Regions from separate parts of the Homo sapiens genome. Here regions 2 and 3 are each linked to region 1. Evidence: chromatin contacts called from ENCODE Hi-C or POLR2A ChIA-PET data. All regions are on one chromosome and are shown on one strand. The core of a region is the stretch at or near the end of the contact, and the rest is flanking DNA. Distances in the headings are between cores, read along the strand shown.

The links. Hi-C counts contacts between places; a loop is a spot of excess contacts on that map. ChIA-PET counts read pairs that join two places held with the same protein, here RNA polymerase II (POLR2A). Pooled maps may share reads with other maps.
Region 2: a loop to region 1 is called in a pooled map, with 2.2 times the contacts of the local background. The contact joins two enhancer-like sites. A Hi-C loop is called at or near these places in 1 of 168 maps with a recorded cell type or tissue (CD4-positive, alpha-beta T cell) and 4 of 50 pooled maps. POLR2A ChIA-PET finds 5 or more read pairs at or near these places in 11 of 52 experiments (B cell, BJ, CD4-positive, alpha-beta T cell and 6 more).
Region 3: a loop to region 1 is called in a pooled map, with 2.6 times the contacts of the local background. The contact joins two enhancer-like sites. A Hi-C loop is called at or near these places in 1 of 168 maps with a recorded cell type or tissue (CD4-positive, alpha-beta T cell) and 2 of 50 pooled maps. POLR2A ChIA-PET finds 5 or more read pairs at or near these places in 10 of 52 experiments (BJ, GM10248, H1 and 7 more).

What each region holds. Positions count from the first base shown.
Region 1 is chr15:31,300,755-31,305,413 of GRCh38, reverse strand. No RefSeq gene overlaps it. Among named protein-coding and RNA genes, the nearest start is that of KLF13, 24 kb to the left of the region's middle. RefSeq lists enhancers at 1-1,827, 1,922-2,224, 2,461-3,143. Within about 2 kb of position 1,918, at least 4 of the 41 ENCODE cell types and tissues checked have a DNase peak (open chromatin) inside an H3K27ac peak, as active enhancers do.
Region 2 is chr15:31,359,468-31,364,126 of GRCh38, reverse strand. The region is part of intron 1 of KLF13 (KLF transcription factor 13); the gene reads right to left. Among named protein-coding and RNA genes, the nearest start is that of KLF13, 35 kb to the right of the region's middle. Within about 2 kb of position 2,571, at least 26 of the 41 ENCODE cell types and tissues checked have a DNase peak (open chromatin) inside an H3K27ac peak, as active enhancers do.
Region 3 is chr15:31,343,179-31,347,837 of GRCh38, reverse strand. All of the region lies in intron 1 of KLF13 (KLF transcription factor 13), which reads right to left. Among named protein-coding and RNA genes, the nearest start is that of KLF13, 19 kb to the right of the region's middle. RefSeq lists an enhancer at 4,327-4,659. Within about 2 kb of position 2,542, at least 17 of the 41 ENCODE cell types and tissues checked have a DNase peak (open chromatin) inside an H3K27ac peak, as active enhancers do.

The DNA.
Region 1 (4,659 bases), core at 669-3,168:
CTTTCTTCTCTCTCTCTCTCTCTCTCTCTCTCACACACACACACACACACACACACACACACACACACACACACAGAGAGAGACTTGGAGATAGAGACTTTCTCCTGCAAAAACAGACCATCTTGGGCAAGGTGGAGCACACAGCTCTGTAGGCTAGAATAACACAACCAGTCACCATAGCAACAACAGGGAGTTGTAATTTTCAGACTGTGAGCTGCGCCAGAACCCAGGGAGAGGATGCAGGCCACCAGCAGGGCTCCCTCCGGGCAGGTGTCTCTGTAACCCGGGGAATGGAGGCCTCAGCCACCTAACCTGTAAAAGTAGGATCTGATCCGCACACCGCTGCCCTGTGATGCCTTGGAGGAGAAATTGAGAAAGGCTAGGAGCTTTGAAGCAGGCTGAGGGCTCTCCAAAGCGTGAAGGCTGTTAGCCTCTCCCAGCACGCCCAGCGGGGATGCCTGGTCCCCTTCTCTGCTCCCGAATGCCCTCATTAGAGACGCCTGTGTGCAGCCCTGAATTTCTATCATAAAAGCATCTTTCAAATGAATAAATAATGACTAGAGAAAAGGAAGAAAGCAGATTGCATTTCATTGGGCAGGAAAGTTGCTTGGTCTCTCGGGGCTATTTGGCCAAGCTGCCCACAGGTGCCCACTGCGTGAACACAGGTGTGAGTCCCCACCAGATGCTGTTCATTGCTTTCTAAGTACCCTCGCCCCCACCTCCACCCCAACCCCAGCCCCATCCCAGCCCTTCCAGCTTGCAAAGTCATTCTATCATGGCTGTCTCTCCAAAAAAGAGCCATTTCCCAGGAAGGCACCACCCTGACCACTGGCCTTGTCCCGTGGCATGAAGCCAGCGTCACTCTGGACATTGCTGGCTGAGCTGGTTGGACTATGACTGTGGTGGCCAGCACCTCCCAGGCCTGACCCTGCAGAGAAAGGCCGAAGATGAACTCTGACCCCTGGGTGCAGCCACCCCAGCCAGCCCAGCCAGGCCCAGCGGGCAGCACCCCTCTGTCCCCATGGGCCTGGGATGCAGTGTCCCATTTTCCCTGGTGAGACTGGCCTTGTGGGCTATACAGGGGGCAGGAACTAGCAAGGCTATTCAGGGCCTCACCGAGGGGAAGGGCCACTGTCTCCATGGCTGCCAATTTCTGGCGACGTCCCCAGTGGTCTTCCTCCTGCAGGTTCTCAGGCGGTGCCCTCCCACTCCAGGCTGTGCCTGGCTGGGGGGTGGGGGTGCAGGCCAGGCTGGCTCCGGCTCCCACTCACACTAGTGCTACAGGGCTATGGTCCCATCCCTTAGCTGGGCTAGAAACGGAGAGGCGCTAGGCTTGGGGCTTGGGGAAGGGTCCATCTTCAATAGCTTAGTTCTCAAACTGTGTTCTGGGGTGGGCAGGGAGGGTGAGCCACACTCCACAGGCAATGGTGAGTGCTTGAAAACGCCTTTTACAAACTAGTGAAAACAAACACAGGAGTATGCTGAATAGCACACATCATCCCATGACGTTTGAAGGCAGAGCAACATCTCTTGCAGGCAGCTCTGCAGGGGGCCCTCTTGGGCCTTATCACTCTCAGTTGGTGGTAGACAAAAGTCTGAGACCCCCATCGCATGAATTTGTGTTCCTGTCACTTTTCACATGCATTCATGCTGGTGCATGATCTCTAATCTTTATAGGAGTCATTTTATCTCCTTTGGAGGGATTTGGGAGTGAGGAGTTGAGAGGCAAGGCTTTAAAGGAGCTTGAGGTCACCTCCCCTCACCCACTCCCAGGTGGAGTCAGCCCCTGAAGCCCCTCTTCCAGCCAGGTAGGCCTGGTTGTGGCTCGTGGCTCCGGGAAGGGAAGGCTGTGTGGGCGGGGTGGTTGTGTGGGCGGGGTGATTCCTCTTGGCTTGGCTCAGGGGCCCAGCGCTGTCCCAATCTTGTTTGGGGTGTGGTCTCTTTTATGCTGTATAATGACTCAAAAAAAAAAAAAAAAAAAAAGACCTTGTTCTTGAACAAACCAAGAATATCTGTCCCAGCATAATGACAGAAATATTGTGACAAATTAAGCATCTGTCATTGAGCTATCAGGCTCTATTTTAGGTTAAACCTGCTTAGAGATTACGCTCCTTTCAGCTCAGTGCTGCCTCCCACTGTGCCCTGTAGGCACTCTGAGGCTCTGGGGACAATTGTTGGGCCTCACCGGGCCCCAGTGGCTCCGTCTGAGATTCAAGGGGGTGGGCTTAGCCCCTGCTCAGACACTTGCGGCACATCCAGCCAGCCTAGGGAAATTTCATCTACTTCTCCACAGTCCCCATCCCCTCTTCGGCACCCCCATCTCCCACCTAGGTCCTAACGGCATGTGGCACTCAGCGAGCTCCAACTCTCGCTGGACAGTGGGAGTTGTAAAGGGAGCAAGGTGCCCCTGCTTGTCCCTGGCAGAGAGAGCCCAGGGACCCCACGAGGGGTCTAGAGGTCTAGAAACAGGCATGCACCATCTCCTTTCTGGGCCAGGGCCGGAGGGACACACACAAGGCAGCTGAGGGGGTCGAGGTCACCTTCAGGCCACTTGGGGATGGTCTGGAGCCTGTCCTGCTGTGTCCCTCAGCCCCCTCCGTGCCTGGAACTGGCCCTACCCCAGCAGCCCCCCATTCCTAGAGGAGACTCCAGTGACTCGATTTCTCCAAGGATCTCTGTATTTGCAGTGCTTAGTACTTTATCTCCCCCACCGGTCTCAACTTCACAGAAGAGACAACTGCCACAGAGAGGCGACCTGCGTGTGCTTCCCCAGCCACTTCTAACCTGCCGACCTCATGCCCTCTTCCCTAGCCTGCAGGTCCTCTGCCAGCCACACCTGGGGCCATGACGTCCCCTCTCAGGGAAGAGCCAGGGACTCCTGCTCTACAGAAGCTCACCCCTGGGTGGCTTGGACTCATAGCCAGGCCAGGGAGTGCGGAGTGGCCCCCCAGCCAGACGCCACATTGCATTTTGCAGAATGCGCCATTCCGCACGGCCCCCGCACACGCTGCTCCCTGGCCTGGAATACATCCTTGAGCATCCTTTTTCTGCTCTGGGAGCCTTCTCTGCCCACACACTCTCCTGGCAGCCTGGGCACTGTGCAGTTATTTAGGGCTGTTCCTGTTCGTTTGCCTCCTCGGCTTCCTACCAGACTGTGAGCTTCTTGGGGGCTGGTCTGGACTCAGGGGACCCAAGATGGGCCTCATGGTGTCCAGGGAGGGTGTGCAGACCTCCCTCTGTCCCACAGTTCCCACTGGTCCCCTCTATGCATACAGAAAGGTCCAGATGGCGGAGAATGTTCCAGGCCCAGAAGCATCTCTTCAATGATCCCTTCCTGAGTAGGGGTGTCCATAAGGTGCTGTCCCCTAAGTTCCCAGAGCCCCTCACGGCTGGGGCCTTTCTCCACGGGTCTGGGAAAATCAGTCTCAGCAACCAATTGCACCTAATTATTTACAGGACTGAAATGGGTTAGAAATCTTGCAAGATTCAGGCCCAGTAGAAAGGCCCTTTTGCATTTTTAAAAAATCTCAATGCAAATCCAATGCAAAAAAAAAATAAAAATATCTGAGGGTGTTTCTTAAATTAAGTTTGACACGTTACTGTGTCATTCAAAAAAAAAAATAACCAAAACAGGCCTTTCCTGGATTTGTTTCTTAAACATTTCTGTGAACGAGAAGCAATTTCCCTGCCAGCCCCTCACTCCAGATGGCCTAATCCCCTCGGGACCTGCTTCAGGCCCGATAACATCTCTTGGTGAGCTGGTCACAGTAAGGCCCTGCACTCACTTCTCGGCAGGGTCCCCAAGGGACCTCGCCACTGGGCAGCCGTGGCAGATGGGCTGTCCCTGCCTGCCCACACACAGCAGCCATCCCCACGAAGCAGGGGATGGTCCCTGCTGGCTGAAGGATGGCTGTTTTTCTCAGATCCAGGCCAAGTCACTCGGGCAAAAGGTCTGTTCCTTCCTACTGAATGCTCTGTTTGTAGCAATGCTAGGGCAACCCAAAGAGGACGGACTCTGTAGAGAGCCCATTGACACCACCCTTATCTGCCAAGGGAGGAGCTGAGGAGGGGCTTCCTGCCCAGCATCGCCAAGGGTGTTCCTGAGAGCCGGGCTGGACACCAGGGCCCTGCCCTTGCCCCACACAGGCTGCAGGGGAGCTGTGCAGGGCTGCACAAGTGTGCGTTCTCAAGGTGAACAAAGGCAGTGGGGGTGGGGAGGGGCAGGGAAGGGAGAGTCAATGCCATCCCTGGTCCAGATGGGAGAAGGTCCCAGCTCAGGAGAGCCCCCACCCCCACCCAGCTCTGGGAAACTCTGAGGCATCCCACACAGGGCCCTCCAGACGTGACTTCCCGGCTGCTGCCCACCAACTGTTCCCCACGGCTGCCCAGCTGCGCCTGCACGAGGCGCCCAGCCAGCCCAGCCAGCACCGAGGGGTCGATGTTTGGGGGCTTCAGGAGCCACATTTTTATACAGGCTGAAAATAGAGTTGGAGACTTTTAATTTTGCCGATTAAGGATGTTGTCATAAAAACAATCTCTAGGCACTATAATAATTTCATTTAAAAAGGATGTTTTAACATTTCAAAAAACTCATATTAAAAATAATAGAAACATTCAGCATTACAGACATGGGCAAAGCTGTCCTCTTTTTTCTCATTT
Region 2 (4,659 bases), core at 1,322-3,821, 58 kb before region 1:
ACGAGACCACCAGGATTCAACACAGTTTCGTAAGCTGATCACTGGCCAGTGAAGCCCAGCAGAAATGGCAGAATTAGAACGAAAGGTAGTGGTAACTGTGCAAAGGACAGAGTGACATCTCGAACCCCTAGGGCAGGGAGCAGTCAATACATGTTATGAGGACACTTCGGTAGCATCTGGAAAGGCTGGGTTCATACTTCCCACCCTACACCAGGATAAATTCTAAATGGGTCAAAGATTCTAATGTGAAAAATAAAACCACAAACATTCTAGGAGAAAACTGTAAGACAGAAGTTCCTTCTATGAATCAAAGTCCACAAACCATAAAAGAAAAGACTAAAGGCTGGGCATGGTGGCTCATGCCTGTAATCCCAGCACTTTGGGAGGCTGAGGCAGGAGGATCACCTGAGGTCAGGAGTTCAAGACCAACCTGGCCAACATGGTGAAACCCCGTCTCTACTAAAAATACAAAATCAGCCGGGCGTGGTGGCGAGCGCCTGTAATCCCAGCTACTCAGGAGGCTGAGACAGGAGAATCACTTGAGCGTGGGAGGCAGAGGTTGCAGTGAGCTGAGATCACACCACTGAACTCCAGCCTGGGTGACAGAGTGAGACTCAGTCTCAATCAATCAATCAATCTATTTGACTGCACAAAACAGTATACTATACTTCTCCATGAACAAAGTCACCATAAACAAAGGCAAGAGATAACTGACAAAACTGAGAGAAAAAATATTTGCAGCTCCTATCACAAACGGCTAATCTCCAATACAGAAAGAGCTCACAGGAATTTTAAAAAGAAAAATATCCAACAGAAAAATGGGCAAAGCCCATTCATAAAAAAGGAACTACAAATGGCTCTCAAATGCATGAAAAGATGCTCCACCTCATCCATCAGGAGCTAATGGCAGATGAGACACACTGAAATGCAGCTTGGTAGCTTATCACCTTGGTGAGGCTGCAGGTAAGCAGGCATTCTTTGCTGATGGGAGTACAAACTGCTACAACCTCCATGGAGGGCGATTTGGCAATACCTATTAAAATTAGAAATGTGCACACCCTTTTACCCACATCTGAACTTTTGACATCCTAGCCTACAAACGCATTTGCACACCTACAAAACGGGATATGCTCCTGATTAGTCAATGCAGCAGGAACCTGAAAACAACTCATGTCCTTCCACTGGGGCCTGTCAAATAAATTATGGAACGCACATATAACAGAACACTATCGCAAAGAAGTAGAATGAGTTCTTTACAAACTGATATGGAAAGATCTCCAAGCTGAGTGAGGAAAACAAGGTTGAGGAGAGATGACCAGCAAGGATCTACGTGCGCCTTGGCCTGTATGTGCAGAGAGAGGGTCCCTAGGAAAGTAGGAACAGAGATCACCCAGGGGAACACTGAGCAGATGGAGAACAGGGAAGGTTGACAGAATTTTCCCTGGGGAAACTACTTAAATCTTTTAGATTCTAAAACACACAAATGCATTTCCTATTCAAAAAGTTAAATTCAAAACAAAAAATCCATAGCAAACTAGAAAATGCTAGCCATCAATAATGCCAATTTAAAAATCAGACATTCAACACTCTGGGCACATTACTGGCCCCATTCTGTATTCCCTATTTCAAAGCACAGTTCCTCATATTACCCCAAGAGCTCTCTTAAAATAACAATGGTCGCCCAGGCAGATTCTCCTCAGAATGTGCTGGGCAGTGGCTTCCAGGATGAGAAACTCAAAAATAGCAATAAAGTCCAATCTAGCTTTGTAGGAGATGTTCCCAGGGCAGGGCTCCAGGGCTTTAGAGCCCCTGGGTCACGCTGCAAACTGTCCTATTGGAGAAGGGCCCTCCCTGATAAATTGTTTGATAGGCCCAGCAGTTTAGAACGGGTCAGACCTAAAAGGCTATGGGTGACAAATATTCAGCAAAGGATTTAAACAGAAGCAGTTCCAGAGTTGTAATTCCACGTCAGAAGCCCCCTTCAGGCTCCTGAATACCACACTCCTGCCATAAGACCACTTTGTGACACCACTGTGGGCTGAAAATTAGCCCAGGTGGATGGCAGCTAGGAGAGCCAAGTCCATCCAGCCACTAGGATGCAGATCCCAAGTGCCACTGTAGGGGCTCATGAGGAGTAGGAACCAGGGAATCTGTGGACTACTGGGAAAGGGTTTTCTCTTGCACCAAGAGAAAAGGAAGGAGGGAGGGAGGGAAGAAAGAGGGCAGAGCACGTGGTGGGTAGGGAAAGGGACACAGTATGGAAAGGCCTCTTGGGCCTGCCTCTGGCTGTGACGTCTGGGGTGGGGGGTGGGGGGCACCAGCCTTGACAGTCACAGGGGAGATCTGCAGAATCTCACAGAGAAGTCCAACTGCTTCTTGACACGAACAAGCACCTGCACAGCCAGCCCCAGCTCTGCACCCCAGGTGCCCGTGCTCCCAGCCGGCTCTCTAGGCAACTGAGGGAGGGGCCCCTGTCTGCAGAGCCTTTGGCAACCATCGTGGCCCACTTCCTCTTCCTGTGTCTCCCCTCCCCCAGCCTTCATTTCCTCCCCCTGCCCTCTCCTTCTGTGTCTCCTGGGGGGGACCTTGCCTGCAGGGACCCCACCCTGCTAAGCTCTGCTACAGACACTCAATGGCACAAACAGCTGCATGTACACTCTTTACAGGGGTGCAGCTTTTACTTTTGGCCTGCACTGGGCTCATCTGACTCTACCAACCCGGAAGACAGGAAAGTGTTGATGTGAAACCCTTGTCAGAGGTGAGAAACCAAGTGACCTCACCAAGGTAACACACCCAGAAGGGTGGGCCTGAGGCTAGGCTACACCGGGAAGAAAGACATTCTCACAGCCCCTCCCCAGCATGGAACAGGAACACTGCTGCCCACGTTCACGTTCCAGGAGGAGCAAGCAGGGGCACCCACCCACAGTGCGGCGAGGCTACCCTCTGCACCCAGGGGCCCCTGCTGCCCCCACAGCCAGGCTCTACGAGGCCTATTTCACGGCAGGCTTGCCCAGGCTGGGGGCATGTGGGCCTGAGGACCTGTGGGGGACCTCCACGGTCCCCAGCTCCCCTGCAGCAGGAGGCTGCAGCTGAGGAAGGAGCCAGGCAGTTCCCTGGAAGGGCCCAGCGCTACCAGGCAGCGCACTCAAAACAATGGCACTCAGAAGCCCTGGAGGAGCCTCGGCAGGCTCCTCTTCCAGGCCCAGCACCTGCCACCTGGCCGGCTCCAGGTGCACAGCAGGCTCAGTTTTCTCAGGAAAAATGTGGCAAGGTTTCCAGCAGAATATAACGAAACAATGTATTCTTCAGGGTTGGTTTCACAAAGTAAATACATCCGAATTAAAATGAGCTTGTAATTTGGACGACGGGCCTAAAAAACGCCTTTGGTTTTTGAGGGAGCCGAGACAAAACAACAACAACAACAAATTAGACAACGGTCTGTTTTTTCTGAAACAGGTGAACAGTGCCGGGGCTTCTGCTAGGAACCTCCAGACCCCCAGGGAGGAGCTAGAAAGCCCCCAGACCTCTCCTGCAGCAGCCCAGGCCCATGGAGCCACCAGGGGCTCTCGGTCTTGCCCACTAGGAGCAAGTTACCCCTACCCTTTGGGAAAGCCCTTGTGTTCAAAAACCCTCTTGCAGAGAACAGGTGACCTGGCAGCCCCGGGCCCTGTCCCTCAGCCCTGCCCGCAGGTCTAGTAGCCCCCTACATCCTGCTCAGGCTTGTCGCAGCCTAAGTGCGTTGGAGAGGGCCTGAAACAGAGCCCCACTGCCTGCCATGTGGGGAGACCAGTGCTCTGGGGGGCCACCTCTTCTCAGGAGACAAAGCCCACCCTCTTCCCGGCACAGGCCTGCCCGCTGCATGTCCGTGCCCACACCTTCCTCCCTGTATCCTGCTGGCCCTGTTTCCTAAGCCCTTCCCTGTCCTAACCTAGAACAGGGCCCTAACCTTAAGGCAGCTGACCCCAGGGACACCAGCCGGGAAGAAAAGCAGTGCCACACTCTGCACTATCCCACGGCCAGGCCCCCAGAAGCTTCAAGGTTGGAGTGACCCCCTCTGCAACAGCTCTGTACGGGACTCCAAGACCTGAGGCTACCTAGGTCTGCCTGATGCCAAGGGAGGGCTAGCAAGAGCTGGGAGGAGCCACTGGGGCAGGAACCCTGTTCTGTGTCCTACCTGCCTCCCTCCCCCAAGACCACAACATGCGGGGTGGAGGGCTCAGCGCTCCTTGGTGTCATCCCCAAGGTTACTGGAACCAGGCTTCACAATCTGTTGGATGGGGTAGACGAGGGAGAGTAAGCACACGGAGCCAGCCCAGCTGTCTCTCTCGAATGTTCTTCTGAACCACCAATGTGAGCTGCTGATAAACAGCCCCTGGGAACGTGGACAGGGAAGAAAACAGACTACCAAGTGGCTGAGCCCCACCCTCAAATGCACACATGAAATGCATATGCCAGAGCTCTAATTGCAGGAAGGAAACAGAGGTTACCTCAGGAAGATGGGATTTGTGTGTGACTGTCCTTTCTGCATTTCTGCCTTCATCAAATGAATCACTTTGGACAGTCAGAATTAATGCAATAACACTATGTAACAAAGTGGTGTATGTACACACACGTACCTTTCACCCAAGCTCCAGCTCACCACTGGGACTGCTTCCACAG
Region 3 (4,659 bases), core at 1,293-3,792, 42 kb before region 1:
GAGGCAGCCCCCAACCCCTGCAGCCTATATGCTGCCCCAGGGCCCCAGAGGCTGGAGGGGGTGGAAGGGCAGACAGAAGAGGTTGGGGCCCCCTCAAGCTGCTGCCACAGGATGGCAGGATGGGAGCCTTTGGGCCCAGCCACTGTGACACCCACTTTTCCTTTAGCCATTTCTTGCCTTGGCTTCCCAAGTCACACTGCCCCGCCTCTCTCCCCTACTCTGAGGCTCCGCTGGCTTAGGGCCTGCCATAGGATGCCCTCGTCCCTCATGAGCAGCACCTCCAAGGCAGAGTCACCTCCTGGGCCCCACATCCTGCCTCTCTCATCACCACAGTCAAGGTGGGGCCCCTCCCCAGCCCAGCCCCCTGAGGGTGCCCTTTGACGCTAGCACACACAGGTTCTAGCGGGCTTGCCACCCACGTGCGGCAAAGCCTGGGTAGCTCTTCCCTGCCTCCAGTCTCCACTGCCCATCCCCAGCCCTGCCTCAGGGGGAAGCCTTGTTCACAGCTCCCCTTCCCCACCACGAGCACCAAGGACGGCCTCTTCCTGAGGTGTGCTGTCCCAGTGGGGCTCAGCAGAGAAGCTGGTCACCCAGCTCCCTCCAGGAGGTTCCCAGGCCCTGCCAAAGAAGCCTTTTTCTGGGAAGGCTGGTGCTACCAGCAGAGCAATGGAGGGGGGAACGCCTGCTGATCCCAGGAGGGTGTCCAAATCCTGAATTCCCTGCTTGACCTTCTAGCTTCACAGGTCCTCAAATCCTCCTACCTGCTGGGCTCGGTGTCGTGCCCTGTCACAGACCTGACCTTGTCCCAGCCCCGATGAGAGCCAGCAGGTAGGGGAACTGAGGTCCTCACCCATGCTTGCTACCACAGTCTGCTCCTGCCCCCAGACTCAGGACCCTACGCTGCCCCTCTCCCCTGCTGGCCCACCCAACCCACACGTCCAGTCTGCATCTCCCCAGACCCTCCCTGATGCCGCCAGCACAGAGGGGTGCAGAGTGGTGGCAGGCAGGAACCTGGCCTGCAGGCCAATAGCCCACCTATGGCCGGCAGGAGCCCTGGCCCCACCACCAAGTGCCTGGGATGTCCCTCGCTAGAAACTGAAAGATTTCGAGGCACAGGTGGTATTTTCATTTCTTCTTCCAGTTGAAGGTGATGCCTTTAAAAGAGAAAGAAAGATACGGAAGTGAAGGCTGCTGTGTGACACAGAAGTCAGCCTGGGGGGCCTGCAAGGAGGGGACGCCTCATGTCCTGAGAAAGCTGGGGCAGGGGGCAGCATGAGGCCTTGGGGCTCTGGCCTGGAAGCTCCTGCAGAGGAAGAAGAGAACCCGGGGAGGAGCTCCTGCCTGGCTGTGGCCTGGGGGCTTTCCACAGCTGTGTGGGTGGCCGCAGCTCCAGGGTGGCTGAATACTGGTAACAGCGGTGGGGGGTCCATCATACTCTTTACCAAAGGGTCAGGTTAGAGTGGACTAGTCCAGAAGGGGAAGGACAGCAGCTGCTATGCAGGAGCTCAGGCCTGTGGCCAGGGCAAAGGGCCGGTGTGGAAATCTCTCCTTCTGGCCTCAGAGAAAAGCAGAGGACAGGAGGTCGGGGGAGAAGGCTGTGAGTTTCAGAAAAACGAAGAGGTGCTTTCTGGAAGCCACAGATGGGTAATCTTCCCAGAAACAGAGTCAAGATCATTGACCTGGTGTTCTGTGCGGAACAGCTCTGGGTTCCCGTCAGGGTTCTCGGGGGCTCCTGAGAGATATGCCTGGGCCGTGGGCATCTCAGCGTGAGGCAGGCATCTGTACAGAGGGGCTCACGCATGCCTGAGCCAGATGCCGGCACAGAGGGGCACACTTGTGGAGCTGCACTCCCTCTGAGCTCAGATACTCTTCCTCTAGAACCAGAACCCCCATCAGTGCCTACAAACGGAACCCTCCGGGAAACAGAGACAACCAGGGGTGAGAGGTGGGGAGCAGTTGCAGCCCTCCCCAGAAGGTCATTTGCCCCCGGTAAACTGACGGTGCAAATATGACCTCGTGTGGCCCACAGCATCTGACGACTTTACACCAGGCTGGCAGGGCAGACACCCGGGTCAGAACTAAGCACACTAAGCCCTGGTGTGGTCAGTCTCAGGCTGCGGCCTCACAACCACAACAGCCAGGCAGGATGCTGCCCATGTAGGGCCACTGGAAGACAGTGAGTAGGGCAGGGTCCCCTGGTGAGGGGGATGGGGGCCAAAGGAACGGTACACCTCCCGGGCTTTCTCCGTCCCACCCTCATACTCACAGATTTCCTGTCAGTTTCAGGATGGGACCCTGCCACGCTCCTGGAGATCCCCTGCTGCTTGCTGCTAGGCACGCGGTGCTCACTCAAGGCAGGATCTGCCCGCACCCCAGTGCTCTCCAGGCAGGTGCCCGAATGGGAAAGAGGCAGGCCAGCGGTGCAGCAGGGCAAAGGCAGGCTGAGGCGGGGGCACAGGCCTCCAGGCCCCCAGAGCAGCACACAGGGTGGAGCCACAGGCCCTGCCCTCAGACACCACGCCCTCAAGGGACAGAAACACCAGCCAAAGCCAGGCCCCTCATGACACTCAGGCAATGAGTGAGGAATGCCCAAGTCCCCACTCCACCCCTGTCTGCTGGCACCCCACAATCCCAGCCCGATGCAGCACGCCTGCATGCCATCTGTCCTGCTCCTCTCCTGGCTCTGCCTGGGATCTCACAGCTGCCTCCTCCTGCCCAGCCCTATGGAACCCAGACCCAACCCCCACCTGCTCAAAGGCGGGGAGGCCAGGGTGGCACCCTCAGAAGGGCCAGGAGAGAACCCTGACCCACAGAGCCTGGAAGGCACCTGCCCCAAACTGCAACAGCTCACACTCCCTGGCCAGCCCCCAGGGTTGGCTTGCACCTAGACTGGCTGTCCTGGGCTGAACCCTGGAACCTTGGCCTGCTCCTGGTTACTTGCGGCCCCTCCCTCCCCACTCAGGCGGCTTCCTTGGGGGACCCAGGGAGGATCCCGCACAGCCTCAGGACAAAGTCAAAACCCCTCCCACCCTCATCCTGCCCCACCCAGCAATCCTCCCAGCTCTTTTCTGCACTGGATTCCAGGAGATTTTGTTAAAAGAAAGGTTCCATTAGGTTTAGAATAAAAATCTGTAAACCCAAGGACCAGAACTCCTTCTCCACATTCTTACAGCAAATTCTGTAATGGTCCCTTGGGGAAGCTCTCCCTCCCCACTGGCCCAAACCCCCACAGTCCAGAAGAGAAACAGGGCCCCTGGCCTGGCCCAGCCCAGTCTCAGCTCCTAAGCAGCAGGTGAACCCTTTCGCCATGGGCCAGCCATGACAGTAGGGTGAAGTCACCCCCAAAGGCCACCAGCCAAGGCACTGAGGAGCCAAGCTTGGCAAATGTCTGGGTGGCTGGGGATTCCTGGCACCCCTGCCACCTCCCCTGGAGCCCTTGCCAGCCAGACACATGAAAACGTCCAGCCATGGCGTGTTTTCAGAGCACGCCCTGGCTTAAAAGGCAGGTGAAGGAGGCCACTCTGCTGACACTCCTCCAGTCCTGCCACAAAGAGGGGAAAGCCTAGGTGCCCACTCCCCTCCTGACACAGGCTGGAGGGGTGGATCTGGGATGTCTGCATCTGCACAGAGATGGGTATGGGTGTGGGGAGAGCCCCACCTCTGGAGCTGGAGTGACAGGCTCAGGGTGGTGTGGGTGCGCAGCGCTAGCAGGAGGTAGCTGCTAAGTATTGGCAGGTGTTTGTCCCAGGGGGTTGGAAAACATCCCCCAGGGCCAAAGTCACCCCTGACAGCCAGGCCATTTGTGCACAGCAAGTATTTAGGGCAGCAACCAGGCATGGGCCACTTGCAATGCGTGGCTCTCCTGTCTCTGCTGCCGTCTCAGAGGGAGGGACACTGAACACATTATACAAAGACTGACAAGTGACCAGAAGTATGGGTGGGGACAGGAGATCAAGAGGTCTCCCAGGGAAGACTAAGGAGCAGGTTAATTCGTGCACCAGAGCCTCAGACCTCTCCAAGGAGACCTTCCCCATGGAGTCATGGTGACCCGCAGTCAGTGGGCACATCCCCACATCAGGACTCAGCCTGGCCCGAGGGCTGTGCGTGCTGTTGGAAAGCCAGAGCTGGCCAGCTCTTAACAACAACAGGCAGTTTAAGTAGAAAACTTTTCCAGGTCATTTCTTGAAGTTGGAAATCATCTCCTAACATGAAATCCAGTTCTTGCTCCTGCGGTTCAGGAGACTGACGGCATGGGTGGGCACACAGACTCTGCCAGGGCCCATCAGCACCCAGGCCACCTGTGGGTCCCCACTGGAGGCTGGATGCACCCCTCATGCCTCCTTGCCTTCTCCCTTCAGGTGAGCAGCCTGAAGGCTGGTCTCCTTCCCACTGCTGGGGGCCGACACCTGGTGGGAGGTGTGCAGACTTAAGACTGCAGGATGCTGTTTGGGAGGCTGTGTGCACCCAGCCTTGTCTGTGGGCACTGCATCCCGCCTTACGGCTGGGGGCAAGTCTGAAATCCCGAAGGCAACTGCCTCTGCAGAACATGCAAATGTGGCCACCCCAGACCTTGCTGCTGTTTCTCCCAGGATGGTGTCTGCTGCACACCTGAGCCGGCGGGCCCTGTGCAAGGGTGCAAGACAGTCCCCAGCTCAGGCG